Regions from separate parts of the Homo sapiens genome. Here region 1 is linked to region 2. A link is an interaction called in ENCODE POLR2A ChIA-PET data of the cell type or tissue named here. Cell type or tissue: OCI-LY7. All regions are shown on one strand. Each heading gives the region's core, and the rest is flanking DNA. Links, peaks and the distances in the headings are about the cores only.

Evidence for each region. ChIA-PET counts read pairs that join two places held together with the same protein. Peaks named below come from ENCODE experiments on the same cell type or tissue, not always from the same donor. Only the 100,000 strongest peaks of a DNase experiment are listed, where the experiment ranks them.
Region 1: POLR2A ChIA-PET joins it to region 2 with 11 read pairs; 4 of 35 experiments call an interaction of 5 or more read pairs at or near these places.

Annotation. Positions count from the first base shown.
Region 1 is chr11:128,491,298-128,500,708 of GRCh38, reverse strand. The region is part of intron 3 of ETS1 (ETS proto-oncogene 1, transcription factor); the gene reads left to right. Among named protein-coding and RNA genes, the nearest start is that of MIR6090, 26 kb to the left of the region's middle. RefSeq lists an enhancer at 7,068-8,267. In OCI-LY7, for the core only: no CTCF peak of the experiment used is centred there; no DNase peak of the experiment used is centred there; H3K4me3 peaks cover 397 bases; H3K27ac peaks cover 3,944 bases.
Region 2 is chr11:128,715,575-128,726,067 of GRCh38, reverse strand. The region is part of intron 1 of FLI1 (Fli-1 proto-oncogene, ETS transcription factor); the gene reads right to left. Among named protein-coding and RNA genes, the nearest start is that of SENCR, 25 kb to the right of the region's middle. RefSeq lists enhancers at 49-218, 259-338, 6,881-7,090, 7,609-8,128, 8,797-8,896 and 2 more. In OCI-LY7, for the core only: no CTCF peak of the experiment used is centred there; DNase peaks (open chromatin) are centred at 5,377, 6,576, 6,837 and 7,147; H3K4me3 peaks cover 4,124 bases; H3K27ac peaks cover 5,000 bases.

The DNA of each region.
Region 1 (9,411 bases), core at 2,849-7,848, 220 kb after region 2:
CTTGCGTATTCTTATTTTTCATTGTGGTTTCCCTGGGTTGAAAACAGACAGTTGCACTGTGTGAATGTGTATGAGTATGCTTTTTCCTTCTCAGTCCAGATTTATTTATTAAAAGAAAAACACATCTGCATAAAAAAGCCTTAGAACGCAGGAAGAATGTCCACTTTGTTTTTCTTTCTGTAGCACCGAGACATGTGGGGTTTCAGCTTCCTCTAAGAAGTTTTTGAAGACTGGCTTTCATCTCAAACAAGACTTTTTCCCATTGGAAAAACGGTCCTTTTTTGGTTTAAAAATGTATTTATATAATGTATAAATAAATAAGAAAGTTGAGAGAGAATTTCCTTTCAAAATTGATGAAAAAATGTTGCTTTCTGAACATCATTAATTGGGAGTCGGTTGTTGCCTCTTCCCAGGCCATTGCCACTCTGCATTCTGTTTCTTTGTTCTGGTTTACAATTTTCCAATATTCCCTTTCTCTGCTTCCTGCTTTCTTCCCTCTCTCCTCCCTTCTTGGCCAGCTCTCCTCCTCTGTCTGATCCCAGCTCCAGCCTTCTCCCTTGGCGGCTACCCCCATGGCCACTGCACCACCTTCCTAGCCCCCGTTCCTCCTTCCTTTCTCTAAGCCTTTCTTCCTTCTGCCCTTCCCGGGCTAACTTTGAACAACTGAAGCCCTCACTGGAAGAGGCCTGTCTCTGTGTTTGTTTCCTGCGTGGGAGGGAGAGGCAGGCCTTGAGAAAACAGTTCAAAAGTGCAGAAAAACTTTACCTCTTCCAGCCTAAATAAACGGGCTCTACTCCATTTGTTTGCCCAGATTTTTCATTTGCCCATGGAGAAAACTCCTCATCGTACACCTTGCCCAGCCTGGCCTTCTTGGTGATTCTCAGCACCACTCTCCCGATGCCTGTTTTACCCCCCGACCAAGTGCCAAGTGGGCCCCGAGCCGAGGTTTGACCAGGCCAGTTCTGGGTAGGACGTGCAATGGAGCCTGCTGTCGGTAGAGAGTCTCGGGGATTGAGGTTCTTCCCTGCTACAGAAAGAGCTTTTTCTAGAATGAAAATGTTGGAGAAAATGAAAAAAGAAATGTTATCATGCCCCATCATTTTTGCCTCATTTGCTTTTAATTCTGTGAATAGGTGCAGGGAGAAAACACGTGGCTTGCGTGTCTGAAGATGTGGGATTGAATCCTTGTTATATCACTTTACTGGTTTGATAATCTTAGTTAAGTCACTTAAGAAACATTTGTGAGCCTCAGTTTCCTCACCTACATGATAAAGATAATAACTACAAGTGCTTGTTTTGAAAAATCATATGAGAATATTCAAGAAAATGCTTTCTAAAAGATACAGTTCTAGTCAAATAGCAGGAATGATAATTATAGGTGGGAGTTAAGTGAAATTAAAATAAATTGGTTAGCCCAATTCATCAGCATCTGCAAGATCTCAGAGGATGAGGCCTCAAAGGCTATTATGTAAACCAGAATTAGTGGAAGCTGGGATTATAGCAAGATGTAGTTGTCAGATATTCTCCATTGTCTTCCTGGATGGGGTTATCCTATGTCATGTTGGTACCAAAAGCCGTATGATCCTGTCATGAGAATTTTAGTGAAGGCAGGGCAGGAGTTTTCCTCATTCAGAAGTGTAAGATGTGGGAAGAACCAATAGGATGCAATGTGGTTCTCTGCAAAGCCATGGAGACGAAAGAGCCCAACTCATTCTTTCCTCCTGAGTAATGTAGAGACCATGGCTCTGTGTTTTTCAGATAAAGAAGTCACACTGTTCTGGGACATTTAGGAACTATAAAGTATGTCATGTGGTGGGAGTCAGGTGTAATTATCTATGCAGGAAATGCTTTGAAACATGTGAAGTACTTTGTAAATGGCTTGAAATGATCATTTAAGAAGCTTAAATGATTCTTTAATGTACCCTATGGAGGTGGTCCTTGCACACAGGAATCATAATCTCAATAGCTAAAACTTCCTTTTAAATTGCTTGAGTGTCGTTAATTTAGAGGCCCATAAATGACAATTAAAACGCAGCTTGGGTTTTGGCAGATTCCAAACACATAGAAAAGAGTTCTTAGCATAAAATTATACTTTTGCTTTGTGCCATATTGATTCTAAAGTGGAACTCTTAGGACGTTTTTGCAACCAAAAGGCATCTTAGGTGCATTGGATTCATGTAGTTCTGAAGTGTCACGGCAAACATATTTTAGATGCTTATTGCTGCAAAAAGTATTTCCCGTTAGCAGATTGGAGGATGCAGAATAGGTAAGAAATTAGTCTATTCTGTTAGAAAAAAATGCCAGTTTCAGGGGATGTCAATTTCCATTTATATCTCAGAATCTGATTTTTGCGTTTGTTTTTCTTATTTTCTCAGTCGCTTATTTGTACCTGGAGAAATTGCCAGATTCCTTCTTGATGTTTCTGTAAGCATTGGGAAATAAAATCTTTTTTTTTAAGTCTTTATATTTTATAAGATGCTTTTCAGTATAATCAAGTAGCCAATGATTTGTTGAGCACCTACTATGTCTTAAGCTTTGGCATTGTCACACATAGTCCACTTAATCCTCACAGCATGGTGGGTAGAGCATCCTAGAGAATGAAAGCGAGCTTCATCTGAGGGGCTTTGAGACCTGGTTTATGTACCTTCACTTGCCAGGCTGCTAGAGAAAAACACATATTTAAAAGCCTTTCCAGCAGGACACATTCATTCATGTATTTCCTATTTTAGGCCATTTGCCCAATGTTTAGGGTGGGAGATTTGAACTAGTCTAAGGAATGAGCGAGAAAATTTAGCTACAGGACCAAGGGGGCAGTTCTGCTTTCTGGCTGGGATCCTGGAACGGAAGAGCCTCTCTGGGTTTCCCTGAACACCTGGAATTGATTTGGGTTTTGCTCTGACTTCGAAACATTTGCTGAGGTGGAGGATGGTGGAGGAGGTAGGAAAGAAATAAATCCAGTGATTAAAAATAGCTTGTGCATGTCAGGTGCCTGAACGAATTTGGGAACATGCCTGCAATCCCTTTTGTCTGGCAGGTCTGAACTCCGGCGCTGCCGAATTACAACTGCTTTCATTTGTTTTTCCTGCTTCCCTACCATGTAATGGTCAAGGGCTCATTGGAACCATGTGTGAGCCTGGTGAGTCACCAAATCCTCAGGACTTCAGTGGTAATAATGTGTTAAAACTCCTTTTGGGGGATGGGGCAGGAGGTGGATGAAGGGAAGAGGGAGAAGTCTGAGGTCACTTCCTACAGATGTTCAGTGTGCTGAGCCCTCTCTACAGGCTTCTTTCTCAGGCCTGGCTGCAGGACCTGAAACCAGCTTCTCCATGCAATTTGGAGCTGCCTTGCAGGAGACCATCTCTTTTGTCTTAGGGCAGCTTCCCTCTGGGGAGAGGCATCTCCTCTGAGTTGGCACATTGTACCCAAAGAGCGTGCTTTCCCTAGTGACTGTGTGCATTGGCAGCAAACCGAGATACTGTAACTTGAGACTGGCTTGCATTTTTGGTCAGTCAGGTCACTGGAGGGTGAATTGGGGATTTTCTCTGCAGCTTCTTCTCCCTTCTTTGCAGTGGTTTTTACTGGCTGGTGACTTCGAAAGGGTTAGGTATTAAAAGAAGTTCAGAAACCCAGTTGTATGTTTCCTAACTCATATGAGTCTCTTCCAGGTCTCATAGTGTCCTGTTGTTTGGGACAATAATAGACGGTTTGGTTGGGATGGGTGGCCTCAGCATGGGCACTGAGTCATTTATTGCTTCACTCTTGCTGGAGCCAAGAGTCCTGCGTGTCCCCCATTGTGTTGTCACATCATTGGGTTTATGAAAATACAGCCGAGGGGCTGAGGAGGGACACTTCCCTCCCTTCTTTGCATTAACCTTAGCCAGAAGCTTTGTGGATTATAGTACCTCCCTAAGCTGGAAGTCCTGCCTGCCCGGTTTCTAGTGCCTATCACAGGAATCACTTACCACTCCCTTCTACTCTACTTCAACCCTGCCTTTATATGAATGAGAGAGGGCAATAGAGACTGTCTTTCTTTGAGATTCCTTTGCACATTCTTCTGAGATCATTAGCTTTTTTATCAGGAGAATCCTCTTGTAGACCAGTGACCACCCTCCAGGGGTCATCAACTTCAGAAGCAGAGCCGTCAGTGTGGCTGCAGCCATTTCTCTATTTGTGTTGGTCTGAAGGGGTAAAGGCACCTTATCTCCTAAACTGGGACTTGTTGTCGGCAGTTTGGCAATGATATTACCTTTCACACTGCCCTTCTGTGCTGGCCAGAACTCCGAGCCTTTTTATTTGTTTTGTACACTTTAGTTACAGTTGTAAGTTCATGAGGATGTTGACCATTAAGAGGAAATATCACTGCAGCCTTCTGCTTGTAGGAAATGGAAGTCCCTGGAACTGGCTTACCATCTTGATTTGAAATCATCTCTGTGATCCAACATTGGCACTTTCCAGATCATGACAGTGTTGCTTTGAAAGAAGTTCTGTGGTTCAAGTGGGCCAATGCATGAAATATAGACCTAGATTTAAGCATGAGAGAAAGTAACTTGAAGGCTTTTTTTCTTTTTCCTTGAGTTTATTTGCCTCTTATTGAACTTTAACTCTATGATCTCCCTTTATCTAAAAAATATCCTTGTGACAATGAAATATTTGTGGGTGAAATGACTTGTTTTCTGGGATTAGGTGTATAATTCTTCTGCGTGTGTGTATGGGTGTGCATGTGTGTGGAAGATGAAATAAAAACGGGTAGTATTGATAAATTTTGAGTAGAGTTTCTCTCTACTTTTATGTATGTTTGAAAATTGCCAAATAAAAAATGTAAAACTCTATGAGGGATATAGACACCACCTATGAACAGACCTCTTTTCAAAGTGAATTGAGTAAGTGACTTATCCAGTGTGTCTACACTAATGGCGTATGTGAAATCAGAACCTATGGATTTTGATCAACAAGTTATCAACAATGCACGCCCCTCTCTCTCTTTTTTCTTTGTCTTTAGAATCCTATCTTTCAGTTTGGAGAACTGTTCTTTTATCCTCTCCATGTGGACCAGAAGGTTTATTCTTGGTTTACTTTTACTTTAAAAAATATATTTCAGTAAGCCTTTATGTAACAAATTAAACTTCTGTTATATGCAAAGTTACCCATTAGGTTGAGTCAGGGTTGGACAGAGAAGGAAGCCAGGTTTTCACTTAACTCATTTGCTTCATATGGAAGGAAGCCTCAGTTGCCTGAGTGCCAGGAAAAGAAAAGATTATAGTTGATTCTGTAAATGGCTCTTAATTATGTTCTTACGGGGCTAGCTGTATGAAACCCTGGGTTTCTTGGAATAGTTTTAAGTTTTTAATCACTCCTAAAATCTTTCAAAATAAGAAAGGAAAAGTCCCATTTTTTTTTTCTCAGCTCTGAAAAATGTTAGTTTTCCTGGATATCTGATCCATTTCTGTTTGCAGTGGAATAGAGAGAAAGACCCTGAACTTTAAGAGTTAGAAGACTGGCTTCTAGCCCCAGCTGGTCCCTCTTGGCCTTGTGACTTTAGGTCAAGCTCTTGATCTCCCAGGGCCTTGATTTCCTCATCTGTGAAATGGGGACCTTGTGATACCTTTCCAGGCCCCTCCAGTTTTATGTTTAGAGGATATTTTGGAATAGTGTATGTGAAGAGTCTTGGCAAACTGTAAAGCATTTCTCAGGTATAAGGCATATTACTCACTCTTAGTATTTCTTTCATGCTGCTATTGAGTGTGACCATACCCAACACACATGACTGGTATCATAATCTGATGGGGTTGGGCCCAGTTCAATGGTCATGCAAAACTGGGACATGCACCTTGGATTTCTTGTCCTTGGCTGTATCCCTCATCTCCTAACCCTAGGATCCCAGACGCTCCAGTCTTCACATGATCATTGATTGAGAATAGTGAGAGCATAAACTCGTGAGGTCAGTAAGGCCAGATGTCTTGAACTTCTTGCCAAACAAAAGCCACCTAGTGTTTAGATTCTGTGTACCATTGTTGGTAAGAGCCATTCGGTTTCAAAGAACTGAAAAGAGTGGTATGAAAAGACACATGAAACACCCTGGAAGGTTCTTGGAAACTGAACAGCCCTTAACTTTGAGTTACATGTAAGTGAATGGAAACCCTTGTTTTACATTTCACTTGAAACATCTATGAGGTGGTTCAGGGTTAGGCCACAATGAAAAATGAGCAGATGTTTCCCTGCATTCAAAATGCCACTAGCTTATTCTTCTGTAGATTCAGAGAAAGCTACCTGCTCACTTCTGTCTAAATACTGTGCAATCTCCTGCAATGGTTATTTAATCACCAGCTTCTGCACAACTGTCCTTTCAGAGGTCTAGGGGAATTCCTATAAATATTAACTGAAATTTGGGGTCCCAAGGAATAATCAGTGGGCAGGAAATCTAATATAATTGCAATATATTTATGTCCTCATTTTCCAGTGCGTTGTGTTTAGAATCTCCACTGTGTTGGCGTAGTGTTTCTCCAGGCCGGATTCTCAGCATTTTGAAACAAATACGTTATTTGAATTTAAGATATTGTAATTATTAGCACAAAGGAGATTTCAGTATTTTTCCATAAAATATAATTAGTTAATGTCTATGGAGGTAGTGATTAACTTTCAGACACTGATTCTAAAATTAGAAATATTTTGTACCTAATGTAAAAATATTATAATAGGTGATGAAGTAAAGTATTTTAAGAGTAAAGCGATATCTGCTTAGGCTAAGTCATGTCAGATTTTTCACCCGTGTAATGATTTTGTCATTGTTTTTGATGAGTATATTGAACAGAACTGCTACAATCTGCAAACAACATGAAGAGAATTTTTGAATTAGTATTTTATATGGTGAGTTTATTTTCTATTTAATATACATTTTTGAGCATGATTAGTCATCACTTAAGAGCAATGCTCACACAACCGAAAAAGACAATCTTTGCCAACTGTTCACTTAGTTATAGAAGGGAGTTTGACTTTTTTTTTCTTTTTAAACTACAATTCCACACTTTATAGGATAAAGTTCTGACTTTTACATCTGAATCCTTTGGCTCCAAAGACAATGCTGTGCCTTCTCTGGAGCTGATCAAGTCCAAATGCAAGTGTCCTAAGTGGACAGGGATGGTTTCCCCCAGCTGGGATGTGAACCCTTTTTTTAAAGAGATCTAGCACTTGAGTCTCACAGCCAGAGGGGCAGAGCCAGGCACCTCTGATGGGGCCCCAACAGCACGTGGACTGGGCTTGTGGAGATGGCATTGAGGTGGAAAGGCAAAAGTAATTCTAGCTGCTTTCCTGGGAGAGAACAAGTGAGAACCCAGAAGTGCCTGCCCCCTGACAGGAAGCAGAAACCTACGTGGAGAATTGTCAGCTCAGCAGTCCTGTCCAGACCACACTGCCAGGGCTTGTGTAGTTATGGGAGGCAGACTCAAGGAACTTCTTTTTCAGGCTTTCTGCTGTCGTCCTTGGCTGTCACCTCACACTGGCATCCCACTGTCCCAGCTTTCATGTTGAGAAGATTCTGGGGGCCTCCTAGTCAGTCTCATTCTTCAGTTCCCGCTACAGCAGAACCACTGCTTGTCCATTTGGCCTGGCCTGTGTTTTCCACATGTGTTGTCCTGGCCAATTTCCGCCATCAGTAAGGTCCTTTTCATCAAGTCATAAATCTAATGGAGGGAACAAACACACACAACAAAACCCACACAGTTCAAGTTAATGAATTTGTGTTGGATGGGGGTGAAGGGAGGAAAGTTGCTTCAAATTTGGAAAAATTTAATTCACTCAACATTTGTTGATTGACTTGTGTGTTTAGCCATGTGCTGGGAGCTGGGGCTGCTACAGTTGTTTCTTCTCTCAGAAGCAATACTCTCTGGTTAACTAGAGAGCCCTTTTCTCTAAAGTAAAACTGATTTCTACTCTAAGGGAAGACATTTCTGGACCTGCCGCTTAGCTGTTCTTGGAGGTGTAGAGTGGGGATGGATGGGGAGCAGCCATGTGTTTCTTAGTGACTCATTTGATGATTACTCCATTGTTTGAAGGGCTGGATGTTATGTAATCAACATTCTATCCCCTCCCCCAATTACTTCCCCCTAACAATCTGGGATTTTCCATCATTTTGTTAACCTTCCTGGAGACATGTTGATTTTTTCCACTAGATTTTTTTGGGCATGTCCCAGGGCAACCCAAACTTACCACTCCCTGGAACTTCAGATTCCTCGTCATTGGCAAGGCCTGGAAGAGCAGCTAGGGAGCCCTTCTGTTCTTCCAGGGCACAGCCTGGACTCTAGCAGTTTCCTGACAGCATCACTAAAAGCAAACAAGAGAGAAAGTGCCACCTGTCCTTCTTTTATGCAGTGTAATCTCCACTTAGTTCGACATTCAGAGGCAATATATTTGCTCCTTTCTTCAGAGGTTTATCCTATGCTTAATTTCATTCAGCCCATAACACATTGTTTGTGTCCGGGGAATATTTTTTAACGAAGCAAAGTTTAGAAATGGCCAGTTGAAGAATTTCTGTAGTAGCCTTGCCTGGAACTTAGTCATTTTATAAGTCAGTTTCATGGGATACACTGAAGATTCAGGTTTCTAGAAATCACTTTGGTAAAGTGTATCACTGTCAAAAGGTAACAGGAAAGCTAGTAGGGATTCTCAGCTCATTTCTTTGCTTATTCACTTTTTGTGGGAAACTGTGCCTGAGGTTAATTCAGAAGATGTTTACGTTCAGCTGTATTTATGTACCAACATCGTGAACATGGTCTGCAAATACAGGAGGATCTGGATGGACATAGCAGAGATTAAGGTGCATGTGGGTGTGGCAAATGATGATACATTTGCAAATCTGCAGGCTGTAATGCCTCACTCTTCTTCACTACTGACACTAACCAAGCTTTATAGATTTTTCGTCCTGTATGCACTTCAAGTTGACTTGAAGTCATGTTCACTTATGTTATCTGCCTTGCCACTTTTGTAGTCAAAGCCACCATCCTCTCTCACCAGGACTGATGCAATAACTTTCTAAAATGTCTTGCTCATCCATTCATACTCACCCCTAAATCACTCTTTACAGAACGGATAAGGTGATCTTAAAACAAAATGATCTTTTTGTAGTTGATGCTGATGTCCCTGCTCTGAGGACTACACTTTGAGAACCACTGATCTGGAGTATTCTTTTCTTCCTAAATTCTCATGCATCCTTCACAATTCAGGTCAAACATCTCTCATCTTCTAAGGGAGGCCTTTCCTGTTTCCTTCAGACTTCCAGGAATTCCTGTTGCACATTAACGTTGCATCATGTACTTCTCCTTTGAAGCCCTTATTGACATTGCATTTGAACATTTAACTGTGTAGATAGATTTTTAGTGGCTGAATCTACTGCAAGAATCAGATAGCTAGCTCCTGTGG
Region 2 (10,493 bases), core at 3,244-8,243:
GATTTGCATCTGGGAAGCTGAATTTTTCAGAGGGCTCAGCTGAAGCACGGAGCCATTCCAGAGAGGCCTCCCCTGGCCAGCCAGGATCTGGACTCCTCAGTCCCCTCCGGCTTCTCTTCTGCCTTGTCCTTGTCCCCTACTGTCCCCATGCCCAGGACACATTTGAATTCCTCCTCACTGTCAAGAGCCAGCTGTGATCTCACACTGCCTGCTTCTGCCCTGAACGTTGACAGGCTTTTTCTCCTGCACGGACTGCCACTTTTAGACTGGCACACAGTTTTCACAAGACGGGGTTTTGTGGTTTGGGTTTTTTTTTCCCTTCATAAGTTTGCAGCTGCTAGTTTTGAAACCACCAGCCCTGAGGCAACTCAGACACACACACACACACACAAACACACACACACAGAGAGAGAGAGAGAGGGAGAGAGAATGAAAGAAAGGATGATGAGATGTCTTTTTAGAAATCATTTATTACATTCCAAAGGTCCTTCCTTCATCTTGCAGTCAGGCTTCAGTTGGTGAAAGGTTCCTAGACACATTTAAGGGTTTGTGGGCATTTGCGGGCACTTGAGCATTGGGGTAGTTCTCATGAGGTGTGCCTCCCATGCTGGGTCCCTGGCTGCCTGAGGCTGACAGGTGAGTGGTGAGGGGCCAAGACTTTTGGTTATGATCTGAAGTGGACCGGCCGGCCGCCTTATGTCCTGCTTGAATGTGTGTGCATGTGGATGCACTGACATGTGCAGGTTGGAGGCAGGAGAAAGGGGAGGAAGCGGGAGATACAGGAAGACCTTGATTGAGTTTCTGAGAATTATGCAAGAATCACCTTCAGGCTCACCTAACAGGTCCCTTTGCCTATGCAGCCATATATCTTTAGCTGAACACAGACTTGAGGCTAGAAGAGCCCAAAATAAACTGAAATCAGAACAAACTACTCATCTTCAGCTCTCCCCTCACCCTCACACATCCACTGGTACTTGTGGTGGTCAATTATAGTTTTTATCGAAACTACGAGAACACCTAGAGTCTCAGCCTAGCATCCTCCCCCTGGACAGAGCATGGGGGACTATCAAGAGGCCACGCTGTCAGCCCCATTCTGGGTGGCTTTTATGCCGTCTCTTTGCTGGCATTCTTACTGAACCCCATCATTCTCTGCAGGCTTAATCAAACACTTTGGCCAGTGGGAGGAGAGAGAATCGTAGTGATATTACCAAGGAAGGGAAATGAGGAATGACTGGGCCTCCTAAATAAGGCCTGCTTTGACCTGAGAGTGAAGAAACAAATCTGGGACACTGGGAATCTCTACCTCCATAAACCCTTGTGCCTCTCCTAGAACCATGCACCCATTTAGATCCCGTATCAAGACGATGTGTGCTCTTGTTTCTCCTCACCCTTTCTCACCACTCATTCCTTACCAAACTTATTTAGGGTCCCATGAGGCTCAGGCAGTGTAGGCAGGAGGGCTTGGGATAGATTTTTCTTTGTATCATCCATACTCGATTCAGTGAGTGTTCTGCATGTGGTAGACACTCTATAAGTGCTTATTTAACTCAATTGAACAAAATGTGAGTTGTCACATCCTCTTCTGGAAACCTGCACTGATTTTCCCATCATTGACAACAGAAAACCCAAATTCCCTATAGCCTGGCACAATAGGCTTTCTGGGGTCAGGCCTCACCTGTGTCCTGCCTCCTCACCTGCTGCCCCATATCCGTGGCACTCTCACTGGCCTGGCACCATCCCATGTTCACACCCTTTCCGTGCTGGTCCCTCTCCCTGGAATACCCTGTCTGGTAAATTCTGAGTCATGTTCAAAATCAACTCCAGGCCAGGCACGGTGGCTCATGCCTGTAATCCCAGCACTTTGGGAGGCCAAGGCGGGTGGATCACCTGAGGTAAAGAGTTCGAGACCAGCCTGCCCAACATGGTGAAACCCCATCTCTACTAAAAATACAAACAACTTAGCCTGGAGTGGTGGTGGGCACCTGTAATCCCAGCTACTCAGGAGGCTGAGGCAGGAGAATTGCTTGAACCTGGGAGGCAGAGGTTACAGTGAGCCCAGATGGCGCCACTATACTCCAGCCTGAGCGACAAGAGTGAAACTCCGTCTCAAAAAAAAAAAAAAAAAAAAAAAAAATCAACTCCATTGTTCCTCCTCCTCTATAAATCTGTTCCTGACTCTGTTGGGTCTTTCCAGTAGAGCTGGTTGCTCCTGTGGTTGGGTTTTTGTGATGTTTTGCACCTAGCACCATGAAAGCACTTGTTTTTAGTGTGAGTGTTCATTTACACCTCTTTCCTTCAGAGGATCTTAAATTCATCAAAGACAGGGACCATGTCTTATGCATAATTGCATTCTCAATTTGGCACACTGCCCAGGATAGTAGGTATTCAATAAAGGATGATTACATTAATGAAAGAACAAATGGGTTGCATTGATCTACTTTTGGAATCTCAAGCAGGGTTTTTCTATACCTATCCTCCTTCTTCCCCTTTCTTTCCCATATGTCACTGCTTCATGGGGCTCAGCACATATATGGCAGCAGGAATGCACCTCTTTTATTTCTTTTTCTGGAATGTCTCCATCCTTGTGCACAAATTTCCTAAGATTACCCATAGTGTTCCTGCTCACCATGCTTCTTGGGTTTCTGATGTTTGCAAAGACATTGACTCATCACCTGGAGACGTAGACACCCATGGAGATGGGCCTTCCTGCACCACAATGTACCTCCTCCATGAAGCCCTCCTACATGAGTCCAAGCCCACAGGGAGCTTCCATCCCGCCTACACTGCCTGAGCCCCCACTTGCTCCTCTCTTCTCTTTAATTGTGCCATGGTGCCAGCTGTCATGTTGTTATGGAGTGAGTGTTTGTGTCCCTCCCCAGACTCATACATTAAATCCTAACGGACAATGTGATGGTATAGGAGGTGGGATCTTCAGGGGGTGATTTGATCGTGGAGGTGGAGCCTTCAGAGCGGGATTAGTACCCTAATAAAGAGGACCCAAGAGAGCTAGCTTGCCCTCTTTCTACCACGCAGATACACAGTGAGGAAGACAGCCCTCACTAGAACCCGATCATGCTGGCACTCTGATCTCAGACTCCTGGCCTCCAGAACTGTGAGAGATAAGCATTCACTGTTGATGAGCCACCCAGTTATGGGACTCCATTACAGCAGCCTGAACAGCTAGAACAGGGATATTTTTCCTCCCGATTGTTTGGATTCTCCCCCACCCCGCGGTTCCCAGAGCTCGATAGGAGAATGACTGCACGAGGTGTTTCCGCACGGCTTTTCTGCACACTGGCCTCCATCCCTCATTCCCCAGGCTCTGTGCTTTCCCAAAGGGACTTTACCTCATCTGAGTAGCTCCTGATCTAGCAATATTAATCCACCACATCTCAAGGACTGTCATTTTTGTTATAGAATACATCTTTGATAATTTATACATTTTTGGAAGATAGTTGCACTTTCCTGTGGAGGTCACGCAAATCTCTTGGTTCAAATACAGGTTAAAAATGGTAAGATTCTCCCCAGCAGACAAAGCTGCATTGCCTGAAGTCTGAGCAAGCAAATCCTGCAGTGTTTGCTGGCACTCTGGGCAGTGGGCACAGCAGGAATGGCATTGTGAGGGCCACCTCTGGCTAAGCAGCCAAGGTGTCCATAATCACCAAACTGGCATCTCCAGGCTGCTCTGCTCCTTGCCTGAACATCCTCCTCCTGCCCTTCTCCCTTCTCCGAGAAGCATCCCTTGACCTTGTCAGCTTTTCCTCTGCTTTCTCCCCTTCCTCTCCTCCATACCCTGTCAAAATGTTTCAGGTTTTCCATATTCCCAGGACCTTGCTAGGCTCAGCCATATAGTAAATGTCATATAGTCGTGTGTCAAATGTCATATGGTTAAGTCACGTCAGGGGGTAACTTTTACATTTTTACATGAACCTCCTGGACGTTCAAAGGAGTGAACCCATGGCAAGGATTTCAGGCAGACAGAAACGTGATGGAGGTTTCTGCGGGGTGGGTCTTTTGGAGCATCCTACCATACTACCTGGGCTGCCTCCCTCTAAGACCAGCTGCAGACAGACAGGAGAAGCATTCCCACTACTCAAGATGACCAGGGAGCCTCTGACTCTAGCCACTTAGTGGGGCCTTCTTAGGCAGGAAGAGGAGGGAAGCAGATCCCTCAAATTAATACCTGGCCTGAGTCACTGGGCTTGGGATTCAGAGTTTGGAAAGTCACCCAAATGCCTTCATTCCCAAACCTGACCTTCTAGAGAGCCTGGAGCGGGCAAGCTTCAGATTCATTTGTGTCAACATGTTGTTTGGTTAATGTAGCTGAGCATCTAGGCCCATTTTCTTAGAAACAGGAAATCCCAGAGTGCCAAGAGTAAACATCCCAGCCCCCAAAGGTTTGGGTTCATGTAGGAACTCCCTGACCACAAGGGTCTGTGGGTCTGTGTGCTTGAGCCAGGCATGCTCTTGCACCCATAATTGATCTTGTATAAAGAGATGGTCTCTCTACAGCTCAGCAGCTGGACTGTGAGACTGAACCATGCTTGAGGCTGGTTGGGAATAGGCTAAGGACAGGGTCACAATTTCAAACATAAAGCAAAAATGTATTAGGGCCTTTTATAACTTGACAGGCATCTCCCCTGCAATCCCCACCACAGACTCTTCAATTCTAGTTTCTTCTCTTTTTATTCTTTGTTTCTTCTGTGACAGCAGGGACCTCGTCTGTCTTCGCCTCCATTCTTCCATCCCTATATTCTACACCGTGCTGAGAATAGGAGGTGCCAAGTACAGGCTGGCGGAATGAATGAATGATTGAGTGGATGGCACCATGTGAATCAAGGCAGCAGAAGAAGGCATCCCTGAAGGGCTTGACCATTCCAGCTGTCTGTGGTGCATCCTACAGGGGTGAGCTCCACATAGTTACTAGTCTTAAGGGGCTCACAGAGAATTAATTCTCTCTCACGAACTTGCCAGCCCCTAGTTGGCAAGGACAGATTCTCCAGAAGCTTCTCTGGATTAGTTGAGAGAGCTCAGGTTAGCTGGGGCTGGAGGAGAAAACACTGGCTGTGCAGAACTTGACTGGGTGGAGGGGGAAGGGCCGGGGGTGGCCAGAGGCGGCTTCTGTTGCACAGAGGTCCGGCTTGCTCGCCAGACAAAGAGCCCTCAGAAAGCACCTTCCCCACCTCCGCCACACACAGAGAAGGCGCAGAGGGCCTGGCCTCTTTCTTACAAGGAGCCCGGCTGACCCTGTTGCTGTGAGGGGCAGAAAGAGAGGCAGGCAGCTGCTTGGAGACGCGGGAGTCACTGAGCAGGGCCCGCGGAGTCTGACAACGGAAGAAAAGAGGCAACCCTTCTATTATTAGTGGCTGCTTTCCACGTATGTGTAAATCAGACAGCCTATGCAAAAAGAGGCCTCCTGGTAGCAGGAAATTCAGAGTTGTGGGTGTCTTTGTGCTATCAGATCGGGCCCTGGGCTTGCCTGCAATCCGGTCTTGGACGGGCTTCCATCTGGGCTGCATTAAGAGGCACAAGGAGGTGAGCGAAGGCCCGGCTTGGCCTCCCCACCCCCCAGTGTTTCTGGTTTTATGACTCTAGGGGGACTTTGTGACTTTTTAAACATCGTCTTTTCAGCATTTCACGTGGGCTCCTTTTTAGAGCCTATACTGAAGATTTTATGAAAATACAAAAGAGATAAGGCTGCGTCTGTTACAAAATGCCATCCCAGGTCCAGAAGCTGGGCATAACTAAAATAATATATACTATTCCAGAGCCCAGGACTTGACTTCCGTGTTTAGTGGTTTGCTGTACTTCCATCAGAAGTAGTGATATAGTGTAATATTTAATGATACAGGAACATGGCCGTAATTTAATATAAAGAGAATAAAAGGAGGTTACAAAGCAATATGATTCTGGCTAGATAAAATAATACATATATGTCTATATATTTGCATTATAAAGACCGGAAGGAAGGGCACCAAAATATGAATCGGCTGCTTTCTGTATTGTGAGACTATGCGTGCTTTTACATTCTTATTTTGAAATTTTCTATACGTTTTAAATTTTATACAAGGATGAAGTGACACTTCTGCAATCATTATTTTAAAGAACTTAAACGATGCACGTAATGAGTTTTAAAAAAAAGTAAGCCAAGAAACAGAGAAGAAGTAGTAGCACCTGCAGGATGGGCTTACTAACTTAGTCCTGTTTCTCAGCAGCCTTGGGTGGGTTTTCCATGTCCCTTGTCTCCCATGGCCCTGACTCCCTCTCCTCCCTTTTTCCTTGCCCTGCATAGCTCTTGTCCATTTCAGCCGGTGACTCCATGCTGCTGGAGCACCTTGCTTTCTCACAGCACTGACCTGCCCAGCGCCTTGCCCTTGCTTGTCCCAGGAAAGCAAATGAGGCCCCAGAAACATGAGTAGACGGGATGAATGTAATTCAGCTCCCAAAATTTGCAGTAAGTCTCCGTTGCCCTTCAAGTCCACCAGAGATCGTGCCAGTCCTTAGAGCTTAGACTGAATGCAGAGCCCTCGCTGTCTTTGTATAATGCACTCTTTGACAGCTAATTAGGTGGATTTCAGCAACTTCACAATGTCACATCTATCAGAGGCAGGCAGCCTGAGACTCCCAGGGGAACTTATTCAAGCTATAAGTAAATAAATATTACAGATTTTACACACACACACACACACACACACACACACACACACACACGGGAAAAGGGGAGAAAGAGTACACACACACGCAGACCATTTTGTCCTCACAACATTACGAACTGTTTTTTTTTTTTTTAATCTAACTGATGAGGAAACTGAGACTCTGACAGGTCCAGTCACATGGCCGGAAATGGCAGAGCTAGAATTTGAACAGGGTCCTGCCTGTCTCCAAAGCCTGGACTCTCCACCAAAATGCCTTCCCCTCTCCCATACTGCAATCCAGGCAGGCCACTGTGGGTGTAGTGAGTCCCAAAGCTCCGTAATTACAGGGTTCAACTCTGCCTCCAGAATAACCATGACAAAATTTGTGGAAATGTTCACAACAGCTCTTTACTTCCAGGTTCTGAGATCAGAAACGGAAGTTTCAAAATACCGAAAGTTCGTTTATGTTGAACATAGTGCTTAGGCTAAAAGCAGGAAGTCCAAGAAAGCCTGATCTCATGAGATTTTTTCAGCCCAATTTGGATCCACATCTGCACTTCTGGATTTTCCACTGAGTCTAACCTCAGCTGCTCTGCTGGTCTCACCGAGTCTGCACCTCCAGCATGGGGCACAGATAAATAACACAGTCGACTGCTATTCACTAAGATTTACCCAGGGATTGGCCTCTTGAAAAGTAGTGAGCTTGGACAGGCAGTAGAAAGGAACAATTGAAATTTGAAAAATAGGCATTTCTTTTCATAAAGCTAAAAAAACCCAAACCAAAACAAACAAAACTCTAAACAATAACTCATCCAAATAATGGTCTTGCTGTTGTCTCCAGGTGCAGGAAACAAGTGAAAAAGAATCTTACCACCTACTCCTTCCCGCCCCAGTCCTGGTTTCTCCATTGGTCAGTATCCGGCCAGCAGAGGGGAGGAGAAGGCAGTGGCACTTAGTGGTGTGCCTTGGGCTGCCAGCTCTGGGGGAGCCTCTGAATGTTGGGGAGACTCATTCCCGTATCCCCACTCCCATAGCTTGAGGCACTTTGGAAAGCAAGTTTCTCATGTTGCAGATGAGGAAACTAAGGTTAGGAGAAGTGGAAGGATTTGCTCAGACCACACACATCTAGTGACGGCAGGAGCTGGGATTAGAACCCAAATCCACAAAGATGTGGCCTCTTTTTTGAATCATAATAGCTGCCCTGCCTACCTCTCAGCATTTGAATGGATTAACGGACATGATAGGGTTTGCAAATGACAAACATAAAGTAAGTGTTAGTTGCTGTATCTTGACATATTCCAGGTAGTGGCTCAGTTAGTCTTGCTGGTGCTGTATTTAATTTGGGTCCCATTCCAAGTGTAGAGTTTTCTGGGGATGCCATTATCTATGAGGCTTCTCTGCCAGGAGGGCTCAGAGGCCCCCAAGGGAACACTCCCTATACACACAACATCCCCAGCAACACCTTAGAGATCCTTTTGGGAACATCTGGAGGACTTCTGGATCACAAAGATCTACAGTGCACTGTGGTGTGAGCTCCTCTATTCAGGGACTAGAACTCATTCTTTTGAAGCACAATTTCAAATCAGCCACACCCAACTGCAACAGTCCAGGAGAGGTAGTAGACCACATCTTAGAGCCACCCCTTTTCAACTTCAGGCACCCAGGCATGCAGGGGTTACTGACTTGCTTTGTAAACCTGTTCAAACTAGGTGCAAAGTGGATGTAGCATGACACATTTAGCAGATGTATGGCCTGGAGTGAATGATTTAACTTCTCTGAGCCTCAGTTTCCTCATCAGAATGTGGTAATTGCAATATATACTCCTGGGTTGGCAAGGGAAGTAAAGGGGATGTTTATAAACCGCCTGGCATGCACACAAACAAAGGCACTTCCTGCCTGCCCTGCAGTCCCAAACTGCCCTTTGGGGTAGACCCTCAGCACCTACATGCCTTAGAAACAGCATCCCTGGGCTCCAGAAGGACCTCCAGAATCTGGAAGAGCAAGTCCTTAAATCTTGCCATATACTATTTCGTTTTCAAGGAATTTCTTACAGGTAGCAAGTATGAAATAAATGTCACACGATAGCAAAACCATCATGCGTGTGCTTTTCTATTAGTGAGGTCCTCCTGGGAATCTCCTCTCTCCTTACACAGGTCCAGTGAGGCCTCCTTAGCCCCATCACAGGTGTGCATTCTTGGCTGGGTGCTCTGGGTTGTGATGCACTTGGAGCAGGGGTGAGGAGGGTAATCTCCCCATCGCTTGAAGCTGAAGTGGGAGGAAGCAAGGCCTTTCATGTGGCAGGGTCAGGCATTCTCCCCAGAGCAGCGTGTGCCCCGGAAGCCAAGCCGGTAGGACCAAGCAGAAGCCGCCACTGCTTCCTCCCTACCTTGGAAAATTACACAGCATGCCACTTTGCCTGCTGGCTGCCAGGCAGATGCCCTGCTGCTTTCTGAAGCTGTCCTACCTCCTTAGGATGAAAACAGCAATGTGCCCATGCCCACAGTGACGAGCATGCCCTGCCTTCTTCCTCCTCCCTGCACTGGAAAAAGTACAGGGTCTGTAAACAAGTCATTAGATTCAAGATCCTGCCCAATTTAGACTCTTTGTCTCAGTTTTCTCCAGAGTAAACTGGCGGTCACACCCACTCAAACCAAGCAAAGCCCAGAAGGAATGCAGAGCCCTGTGGCCAGGCTCACCGCAGCTGACCCTGAGATGCCCAGAGCTCCAGCCCTCCTGGACTGGGAGAGGAGAGTGGGAAGCCCAGAGCACTCCATTCCATCAGGAGCAGAGCAGCGGCTCTGATGGGCACACGGCTAAGATCCCAGTGTCTAGGTTCAAGTCCCCAAAGCAGCTTTTACTTTTGGAACTAGCTCTCCAAACTATCAAAAATCAAAAATCCACCTCCTTTGAAGTCTGGCAAGAAAACCCCCACGATCAGCTTCTCTTTATTCCTGTACTTCCCGTACAGGCAGGCTTCTAGAAAACAGAGGTTGGAGAAAATGAAAGTCAATGCCAAATACTAACCAGACAGAAGAATAACTGCTTTTCCCCACAGCACCCCCACCCCCAGCTCTGGCATTATGGGCTGGGGAACTGGGCCCCTCTCCTGCTGCTGAGGATCTGTTTATTTTGCACTCCATAAAGGGAAACCAGGCCCTTTTCTGACATTTTGGCTTGGAGGGGGTGGGGAGAGAAGGAGGTCCAGAATTTAAACTCAAAACCAGATCAACTTCTCTAAATCTCCTGGTGCTTTTGCTATGATTCCTAAATGGGCTGCATTGTATGAATCAGGCTTTTTACTCCCCCAGCCAATGTGCCTCCATTTCTAACAGTCTGGCTCCTAACCCTACCAATGCCATAAACTGCCATGACCCCTTATTGACTTCTAACCATGCAAATGCTTCCCCAGATGAAATTAAGGACAGGCATACTCACAGGCAGCTTGGCAGCTCTCCCTGCCTCTCCTGCAGGGAAATCTGTGCCTACATCACAAACCTTGCTCTCCTTAGTGGATGGTGGCTTCCTTTAAACAATACAACAGGGAATTTCCTTTGTCCTGGAAATGTTCCACTTGTCATTAATGTTATCCTTATCAGCAGACCACAATGCAACCAGGAGAGGCCCCAGCATGCTCAGGACTCGTGGGGTATCATTGCAAAATGTTTTCTTCATTTTTTTTCCTCTGCCTTGAATTCAAAGCATGACCTTTACGGGTGGAATTCAATCAGGTCATCTCTCAGATTCCCCAGTGGGAAAATAAAAGTGGCACAAGCAAAGCCTATTGTTTCCATTGCAAGAAGGTAGAAATGCTGTTTTCTCTCTAGATCATCCAACTAAATGAGGTGGGATGGGGGATAC